2 separate regions of the Homo sapiens genome follow, and region 2 is linked to region 1. A link is a loop called in an ENCODE intact Hi-C map of the cell type or tissue named here. Cell type or tissue: CD14-positive monocyte. All regions are shown on one strand. Links, peaks and the distances in the headings refer to the core of each region. The heading gives the core; the rest is flanking DNA.

Region 1 (4,399 bases), core at 135-4,134:
CATGTGGCCAGGATGGTCTCGATCTCTTGACCTCATGATCTGCCTGCCTCGGCCTCCCAAACTGCTGGGATTACAGGCGTGAGCCACCGCGCCTGGCCAGCTGGTTGGATCTCTTACCCATCCCCAGACTAATAAACCCTAGGCTTCAGGGCCTGATTATCCAGGGCTGTACCTAGAGCAAGTTAAGCTAGAAAGAGAAATTGGGCTTGGCAGAAACGTTGACCAAATCCTTCAATACTGAGGACAACCAAGAGTACTGAGTAACCCAGCAGGATGTGCACCCAACCAGTCCATACTAATTTGGGGTCATTCATACCTTTGCAGTTTTAACTCCTTTTCTCTTCCTCCACTTGCTTTTCTCTTTATATCAACAAAATCTTATTGCTCCTTATTGGTTCAATCATCCCAAAATACATCAGTATAATATATATAATTACTAATATACAGTTGTTAGTGAGTGAATTAATTAGAATGAATAATCAAGGTTTGATGTTCAATGAGTTTGTAATACCTAAACCAGAGTTTAGGTAGGTATTATATACATTATTTACCTAAACTCTGGTATTATATACAGGCTCTTGGGCTAGCAGGCATACTGATGTATTCTGGGATCATTGAACATCAAGCGTTGATTATTCATTCTAATTAATGCACTCATTAGTAATTGTAACAAATAATTATTAAGTGCTGAATTATGAGCATAGCTCTCTTCTAGAAAAACGGAGGAATAATCTGTGGTTTATGTCCTCAGGCAGCTTGCAGTCTATCTGAGAAAACAAGACATACCCTCAAGCAGATAATTGCCATTTACAGTCATTCCTATGATCTCAGCACTATGTGGGTTTAATCAGCCTTCTGCTAAAAGGAACCAGGTCCAAGACATTCAGCATGGCATGGTAGCTAAGCAAGATCCAGTGTCTTCATTCAGCACTGACAGAGTCACTGTCTCTGAGCAGTACTTAGCTACAGAAACTTTGAAGCCTTCTGCAATTTATTATGCTGAGTGCATCTAATCAACATGTAGAATAAAGATGGAGCTCCAGAGAAGTTAGCACGCAATCTGGGTGACAGGTGCTGAGCAAGGACAGCCTCTTCCCAATACTCTCCAAGCGGCCTGCTGTTTCCAGGGAATGATATTATCATTCTTGGCATCTAGAACAGGACTCAATGTAAGATTGTCTAAGGCAGTCACTGGCTACAGTTCATGGAAGCTTCAGGACGGCACTTGGCATGAGCTCTCAGTGCTATGGAAAAAAGAAGCTCTTAGGTGGAATATTTCTAGCTAAAAAATGTATAGTTTTTTTTGTTGTTGTTTCTGTTCCTTTCATTTTTATTTTTAGAAATAGGATTTCAAAGGGCATTTGTCCTGGTCCCTCAGGAAAGAACATTTTCTAAAGTGTTCCCATCAACAATGCCTCAGGTGTTACAGGTCCCTACTCTTGGCCATCCAGCTCTGCCACCGTGCCTGGATTCTGCATTTTCAAAGGGACCAGCTTACCAGCAGCATCCTCTTCCTGCTGCCTCTTGACTCACACAGATCCCATCAATAAGCATTCACTGAGGCCTGCTCTAAGTGAGGCTCTGGGGAGAGTGCTGTGGGAGCTTCAAGAGCAATAGCAGCCCTGAGCTCCAGGAGCTTCCCCTCTGAGGTGGGGAATTGCGATGCATGGAACATCTCCAACACACAAAGCAGACTCTTGCTAGGCTTCGAACTGGAATTGCATTGATCGTATTAACTTGGGGGAGATCTGATATATTTAAAAGAAAAAAATAAGCCGGGCATGGCGGCTCACGTCTGTAATCCCAGCACTTGGGGAGACTGAGGTAGGTGGATCATTTGAGGTCAGGAGTTTGAGACCAGCCTGGCCAACATGGTGAGACCCCGTCTCTACTAAAAATACAAAAATTAGCCGGGCGTGGTGGGTGCCTGTAAGCCCAGCTACGTGGGAGGCTGAGGCAGGAGAATCGCTTGAACTTGAGAGATGGAGGCTGCAGTGAGCTGAGATCATGCCACTGCACTTCAGCCTGGGTGACAGAGTGAGACTCTGTCTCAAAAAAGAAAAAAAAAAAAAAAGAAAAAAATATAGGCGATGGAACAGAAAAGTGGGCAGTGGCTATGAAGATGCAATCCAAATATAAGGTAATACTTATCACCAAAGAAATAGCAATTAAGACAACAGTGAGACAGCATCTTGTGTCTGTCAGATTGGAGGAAAAATACTAAATTGAATAATGTGAATTGTTGTTGAGGATTGTGGAACTAGCCTTCCATGAAACGTTTCTAGAAGTCTAAATGAGTGTAGACACTCCAGAGAGCAATCTGGCGGTATTTAGCAATCCCATACCTGGGCATATAACTTGGACAAACTCTGATTATAACAGACTAGGCCCAAGGATATGTTTATTGCAGTATTATTGGTGGTAGTGATGAGTTGGAGGCAATATAAGTTTCTACCACAAGGAGGGTTGATATGAGCGTTTGATGAATAGTATGCAGTAGTCAGAATAATAAAACAGATGTACACTCAGCATGGAGAAATCTGAATAAGATACTGTTGGCTGATGACAGTAAGACATGGATTGAGATATATAGTAGAGTGTCATTTATATAAATTCAAAACACGTGCACAAGATGATCATGTCTCTAGTAGCTACAAAAGTGCTTGATACAGAGTAGGCCTTCAGTAAATTGTTTTACTTGTTGTCAATAAAAATATATATACTAAATAAATATCTAACATTTATGTAAGTTAAGAATACATAGACATATACATATTTTAAGGGTATATACAAATGCGAAACATAATTTAAGGGTACGGCTCTTCTGGATAGTCCAGCGTTCAAATGGAGTTCTCTGGAGTGAAGTAAAATTAATTCACAAACCTCTGTTGCATCCAAGGTCAAATACTCTCACGAACACCCACTCTCTGTTCCCTGGTTTAATACTCACTGAGTAACATTCTGAAGCCTGAGACTTTTATACATACCCAGTTTCCAGAAAAGGCACAAAGAAGCTTTCCCCAAAAGAAAATACATGAATATTCCATTTATTTAAAAACATCCGAGCAGGTCTAAGCAATATAAATTAATATAGCAGCATCAGTGTCTTGTGAGTTAAGACGAGTGTCCTAAGATTTAGTTGCTTAACTGATTCCTCTATGTCCCTAAATCAAATGATGAAATACAGATTTAGGTTCCATTTTTTTGAAAGAATACTTCATAGGTCATTCTGTCTACTTCCTACTGCACCACATTTAGGAGGGAGGCACATCATGTGTGGTTGTCTCTTTAGTAATTCTGAGATTGGTCAAGGGGTCCAGGTGGTGTCTGACCTTATTCCATCATTACAAAAGAAGTCACCATCTACTTTTTACCTAGTGGTTTCAGTATCTTTGGATAATCACTGCCCGGATTTATCAAGGTTTGCAAAATGATTTTCTAATTCTGTGGTTCCTTCTATACACATTAGCTGGGATTCTTCAAAATGTAACTTACAAAACAAACAAAATCACTATCAAGACTTGACATTCCTTCTTCCATATCAATTTTCAGAATAGTGATAAAAGTTACCAGTAATGATTTCTAGTGGAGACCAATATGTTTTTCTCATCATTATATACTTTTTTTTTTTTTTGAGACAGAGTCTTGCTCTGTCACCAGGCTAGAGTGCAGTGGTGTGATCTCTGCTCACTGCAACTTCCGCATCCTGGGTTCAAGCAATTCTCCTGCCTCAGCCTCCCAAGTAGCTGGGACTACAGGTGCACACCACCACGCCCAGCTGATTTTTGTAGTTTTAGTAGAGACAGGGTTTCACCATATTGGCCAGGATGGTCTCGATCTCTTGACCTCGTGACCTGCCCACCTCAGCCTCCCAAAGTGCTGGGATTACAGGCATGAGCCACTGCGCCCAGCCCATAAATTTTTATATATTTGATGAGGTTGAATTAATTGCCATCATTATTCTCTTTTCTCTCTCTCTTTAGGATCCTTAAACAGCTTATATTCAATAAACTGCATATGTTTAAATGGCACACTTTGTAAAGTTTGGTGATACTGTACAGTCACAAAAGCATAATCAATGTAGCAAACATATCTATTGTAATCTAAAATGTCCTTGTGCCTTTTTTAACCTCCTGCTCCTCCTCCATACTATATCCCCAGGCGACCTCTGATTTACTTTATGTTGGAATTTTTGAGAAATTCATACAAATGGCATTATTTAGTATGTACTCTTTGTGTCTGACTGCTTTTACTCAGCATAATTATTTTGAGATTCAACATGTTGTCTGTATCAATACCTTTAATTGTCAAGTGGTATGCTATTGTATGACTATGTCACAATTGTTTAGCCATCGATGAACATTTGGGTCGTTTCCAGTTTGGGGTTACTACAAATAAA
Region 2 (4,399 bases), core at 282-4,281, 56 kb before region 1:
GCTGGGTGCAGTGGGTCACACCTGTCATTCCAGTGCTTTGGGAGGCTAAGGCAGGAGAATCCCTTGAAGCCAGGAGCTGGAGATCAGCCAGGGCAACATAGCGAGACCCTGTCTCTACAAAAAAAATTTTTAAAATTATCCAGGTGTGGTGGCATGTACCTGTACTCCCAGCTGCTGTGGAACCTGAGATGGGAGGATGGCTTGACCCCAGGAGGTTGAGGCTGCAGTGAGCTATGATCCAGCCATTGCACTCCAGCCTGGGTGACAAAGCAAGACCCTGTCTCTAAAAGAAAAAGGGGGAAAAAAAAGGAAAAGAAAAGGGGGAACATAAGATGACCCACCTGGCAGACACTCTTCCTTCCCTCTGTGATCCTTAAGGTCTTCACTTTCCTCCTTTAAAGACCTCCAGGGTCCAAAGGAATGAGTCTCTCCTTGTGACTCTCAACACCATTTTCTGTATAACTCAATTTGCTTTAACCGTGAATTGCAATATCTCTTCCATCATGGTTGTTTTGAACTGTTATTTACATTTTAATGTACGACTTAATTCTCTACTCCTTTTATTTTTAGATGAAGTCACTCTGTCACCCAGGGTAGAGTGCAGTGTCATGATCTTGGCTCACTGCCACCTCTGCCTCCGGGGTTCAAGCGATTCTCCTGCCTCAGCCTCCCAAGTAGCTGGGATTATAGACATGTGCTACCATGCCCAGCTAATTTTTGTATTTTTAGTGGAGACAGGGTTTCACCATGTTGGCCAGGCTGGTCTCGAACTCCTGACCTCCGGTGATCTGTCCACCTCCACCTCCCAAAGTGCTGAGATTACAGGCATGAGCCACTGAGCCTGGCCTCTCTACTCATTTTTAATCAACTCAATTGGAATAAAATTTACATACAATAAGATGCACAGAATTGAAGTGTGCAGTTTGATGACAAACGCATGTGTGTAAGCACCATCCGAATCAGGATGAAGCATCTCCATCACTTCAGAAAGTTCCTGCATGCCTGTTTGCTTTCATCACCCCCCTCCCTGTTCCCACCACCAACCCAGACAACCCAGGCCACCAGTGATCTGAGTTCTGTCATCAAAGTTTTGTTTTCCCTCTTCTGGACTTGCCATATGAACAGAATCAATTGGTATACAGTCTTATGTCTGGCTTTTTTTGCTCAACATAATGATTGGGTTCATCAATGCTGAGTAAGTCTATCAATAGTTTGTTTCTTTTTATTGCTGAGTAGTAGTAAATTGCATGAATACAATAATCTTTTCTTTTTTAATCTCTCCCCCATTAACAGATATTTATGGTTGTTTTCTCCATGCATTTTTTTAGAGGAGAGGGGCTTGCCTTTCCAACCAGCTTGTGAACGCTTGAAGGGCAAGGATGTGTCTCACAGGCTCTGTCATCCACCCCTGAAGCACCTTATCCAGTGCCACTTCAGACTAGGCCCTCCAACGTGTTGGTTAATTGAATTATAGTTTCGGATAAGATGTGGTCCCTGCCTTTAAAAAGCTTTTAATTTAATTATGGAAGCAGCTACAAACATCAATCCATTATTCCAAGACAACACATTTATCCATTCATTCAGCAAGTTTTTATTTTAGAGAAGAGAGAAAGCATGTCCATGCATACCTGAATCATGGGGCAGAAAGTGAAATGTGGTGCAGAGGAAATTCAGGCGAGGAGCCACAAAAACTGAGAGCAAAGTGACTTTGCTAAGAGGCTCTGGGAAAAATCTCAAAGGGGAGGAGCAAATGCCCAGACCTAGGAGACTGGGCAGAATTTGGACACAAGGAAGTCATTGTGGGCTGACAGTACAGGGTCCAACAGAGGCAAAGAGCTGGAAATGCAGGGAAAGAAAGGGGAACATCCTCCTCTTCCAGCGGAGGAAGCTGGGTGAAGAAAGGAGAAGCATTGCGCTGGTGTGGGAAGCACGGGGCCGCTAAGGTTGAAGTGAGTGGAGATGGGAGGCGGCGGGAGTCACTAGAGGCTAGGAAGAGAGGCTCACACTACAGAGGGCCTTGAGTGCCAGGCTAGGAAATCCATAGGTAAGTTCAAACACACATTACATGCCCATCAAACTTATGTGAGGATGGGGATACCATTATAATGATTTAGCATCTGTCCACTGCAAGGAAAAACCTCCACTGTTTATGAATTATTATATGCATGTTACAGGTGAATAACTGAGGCTGAGTCAGGATTCAGCCCTAATTTCTGTTAACTCTGCTCTGGGCAGAGTGAGGCTTTATGCACAGCAGATGGTAAATGCATGTAAAAGCATGAGACTCGGTGTATAAAGATCAGAGAGAGCTAAAGTGTGTATGTGTGTGTGTGAGTGTGTGTGAAAATCATTATAAGTATATAGAAATATAGAAATAGAATTGAATTGTTTGTTTTAAGGGATTGAAATGCAATGAACTTATTGTCAACACTGCATGATACTTTGAGGGCTTCATACTTTTTCAGTAATTTTATATTCATTTTGTCATTAGATCTTCACAGTAATCCTGAAAGTTCAATAAGTCAGATATTATTATTATTATTATTACTACTACTACCACTACAATGATTATTCTTGATTTTTCAGGGGAAGAAGCCAAGACTCAAGGAGTTAAGAACTTTTCCAAGGGTAGCTATTAGCCAGGACTCAAACCTACATACTTGAATGAATTTCTACAACCTGTTATTGAAGACTAAGGAGTAAGAATTCTGCCGGAAGACTGTGTTGCCGAACCAATCAGTTTGTCTAAAACTCTTTCACTCCCCATCCCCAACTCCCTGTTGGCCTAGGGGCAGTCTGAGAGGGGGCTTAGAATAAATCAGAAGAGGGGTCTCATTCAGATTGTTTTGCTGTGATCACATGTGAGTCAGATTTTTCTTCTGTAACAAGAGGTAGTTGAAGAGGTAAATCCCTAAGCTTTCTGCCATTGTAGACAGGTGTTCTTCTCTGATCCTCAGGGCCACAGTCGGAAAGGAAGTTGTCTGCACTGAGAACCGGGAGGGATCCCTCCGTTGCTTCCATGAGGGTGCGGGACTCATGGCTCTGGGCCTCCAAGGCACCACGGCCTCTGGCTCCATTCCACCCTCCCCGCGCTCTCCTCAAACCTCAGGCTTCCTTTTTCTGCCTGCTGCAGGGCTTCTCAGCCTGGGCTGGATCCTGGACAGACAGGCCCAGGCAGGCTGTGCACTGTGACCTGGGGCCTTGCTGTGAACAAAGAGGACTTCAAGAGGAGATGGCCTGGAGGAGTTCGCCTTTGTGGTCATTTTGCTTCAGGTAAATCCTGTATAACCAGGAACCAGGGATAATGAGTCAGGGACCGACCATGAGAAACACACTGTTCTAACACAGCTTCTGAAGAGCCTTCTGGAGGGGGCTCGAGCTTCCCACATGGGGGGCCTCTTTCCAAGACCCAACTGCCTAATTTGGAATCTCCCAAAAAGTTTGTTTGCTTTTGTGCGCACATGATTCCCAAGACAGTGTGTTAAATGACTTGAATGAATCATCCACTGCTCCCTCCATTTATCTACCACCTGCTTCCTTTTCAGTCCGTGACAACCTGGCTTCCATCAAACCAATCAGCCCATCACCCAATACTAGCTGTTCCAAATATAAATTGTTGTCTTTGTCACTTTGCGTAGTCACTCTCCTCTTGAAATATACACATGTTGTGAAAGGACTCTAGAAATAAATCTTTCCTCATTAAAATTTTCTACACATGCGTTAATTTTTCCTCCCTTTTCAACAGCGGACCAGTCAGCAAATAATGACTGCCCTTGGTCATCCCTGGGAAGATAAAGGATTATTAAAAGAGGGCCCGGCAGCTTGCAGATTACACCTGCTACATTTGGAGTGGAAAGAGGCTTCTCTGTCAGTGCCCCTTGCCCCCATGGAAAGACACTAATAGCAATCTTCAACCATAATTGTTTGGTCCATTTTGTTCTGGACCAAGTTTGCATAAGTTTTAAGCCTGAAAGTCAAAGAAAAACGAAATCTTACACGTCAACATGGCCTTTCCATCACTTGAAAAAGGCACCCTCTCTCTCTCTTTCTCTCTGCCTCGTAAACACAGCGGTCTTGCTCAGAGCAATCTTGAGCTCTGAGCTGTGAAGAATTGCTGTAGGTAGGAAGAAACGTTGGCTCTGGAATTCAATTAACTGTCAGCATTGCTGTTCGAGTCAGGATGACTCACTCCTCTTCAGCAAATGGGCATGGGGGCTGTGAGCCTCCAAGATTAATGGTGATTGATAAGCCGCTGGAGCTCCAGGACGAAGCCTCCCAGAATCCTTCCCTCACCCACACACGTTTTTACATGAAAATATAATAGATAGTGGGAGAGGATGTGTGAGTACAGAGGAGATGCTGTCAAGAATTTGCCTGTATCCTTTTCTTTTATATTGGT

What was found. A loop is a pair of places that touch in the nucleus more often than their neighbours do. Peaks named below come from ENCODE experiments on the same cell type or tissue, not always from the same donor. Only the 100,000 strongest peaks of a DNase experiment are listed, where the experiment ranks them.
Region 2: it touches region 1 in a loop (1.8-fold over the local background); 2 of 110 quality-filtered maps call a loop at or near these places.

What each region holds. Positions count from the first base shown.
Region 1 is chr1:234,689,857-234,694,255 of GRCh38, reverse strand. No RefSeq gene overlaps it. Among named protein-coding and RNA genes, the nearest start is that of LINC01132, 32 kb to the left of the region's middle. In CD14-positive monocyte, for the core only: CTCF peaks have their summits at 2,336 and 2,535; no DNase peak of the experiment used is centred there.
Region 2 is chr1:234,745,738-234,750,136 of GRCh38, reverse strand. It overlaps LOC105373210 (a long non-coding RNA gene), which reads left to right and starts at 1,383. Exons shown (of 3, transcript XR_949292.3): 1 at 1,383-2,044; 2 at 2,587-3,273; 3 at 3,746-4,399. In CD14-positive monocyte, for the core only: no CTCF peak of the experiment used is centred there; a DNase peak (open chromatin) is centred at 1,916.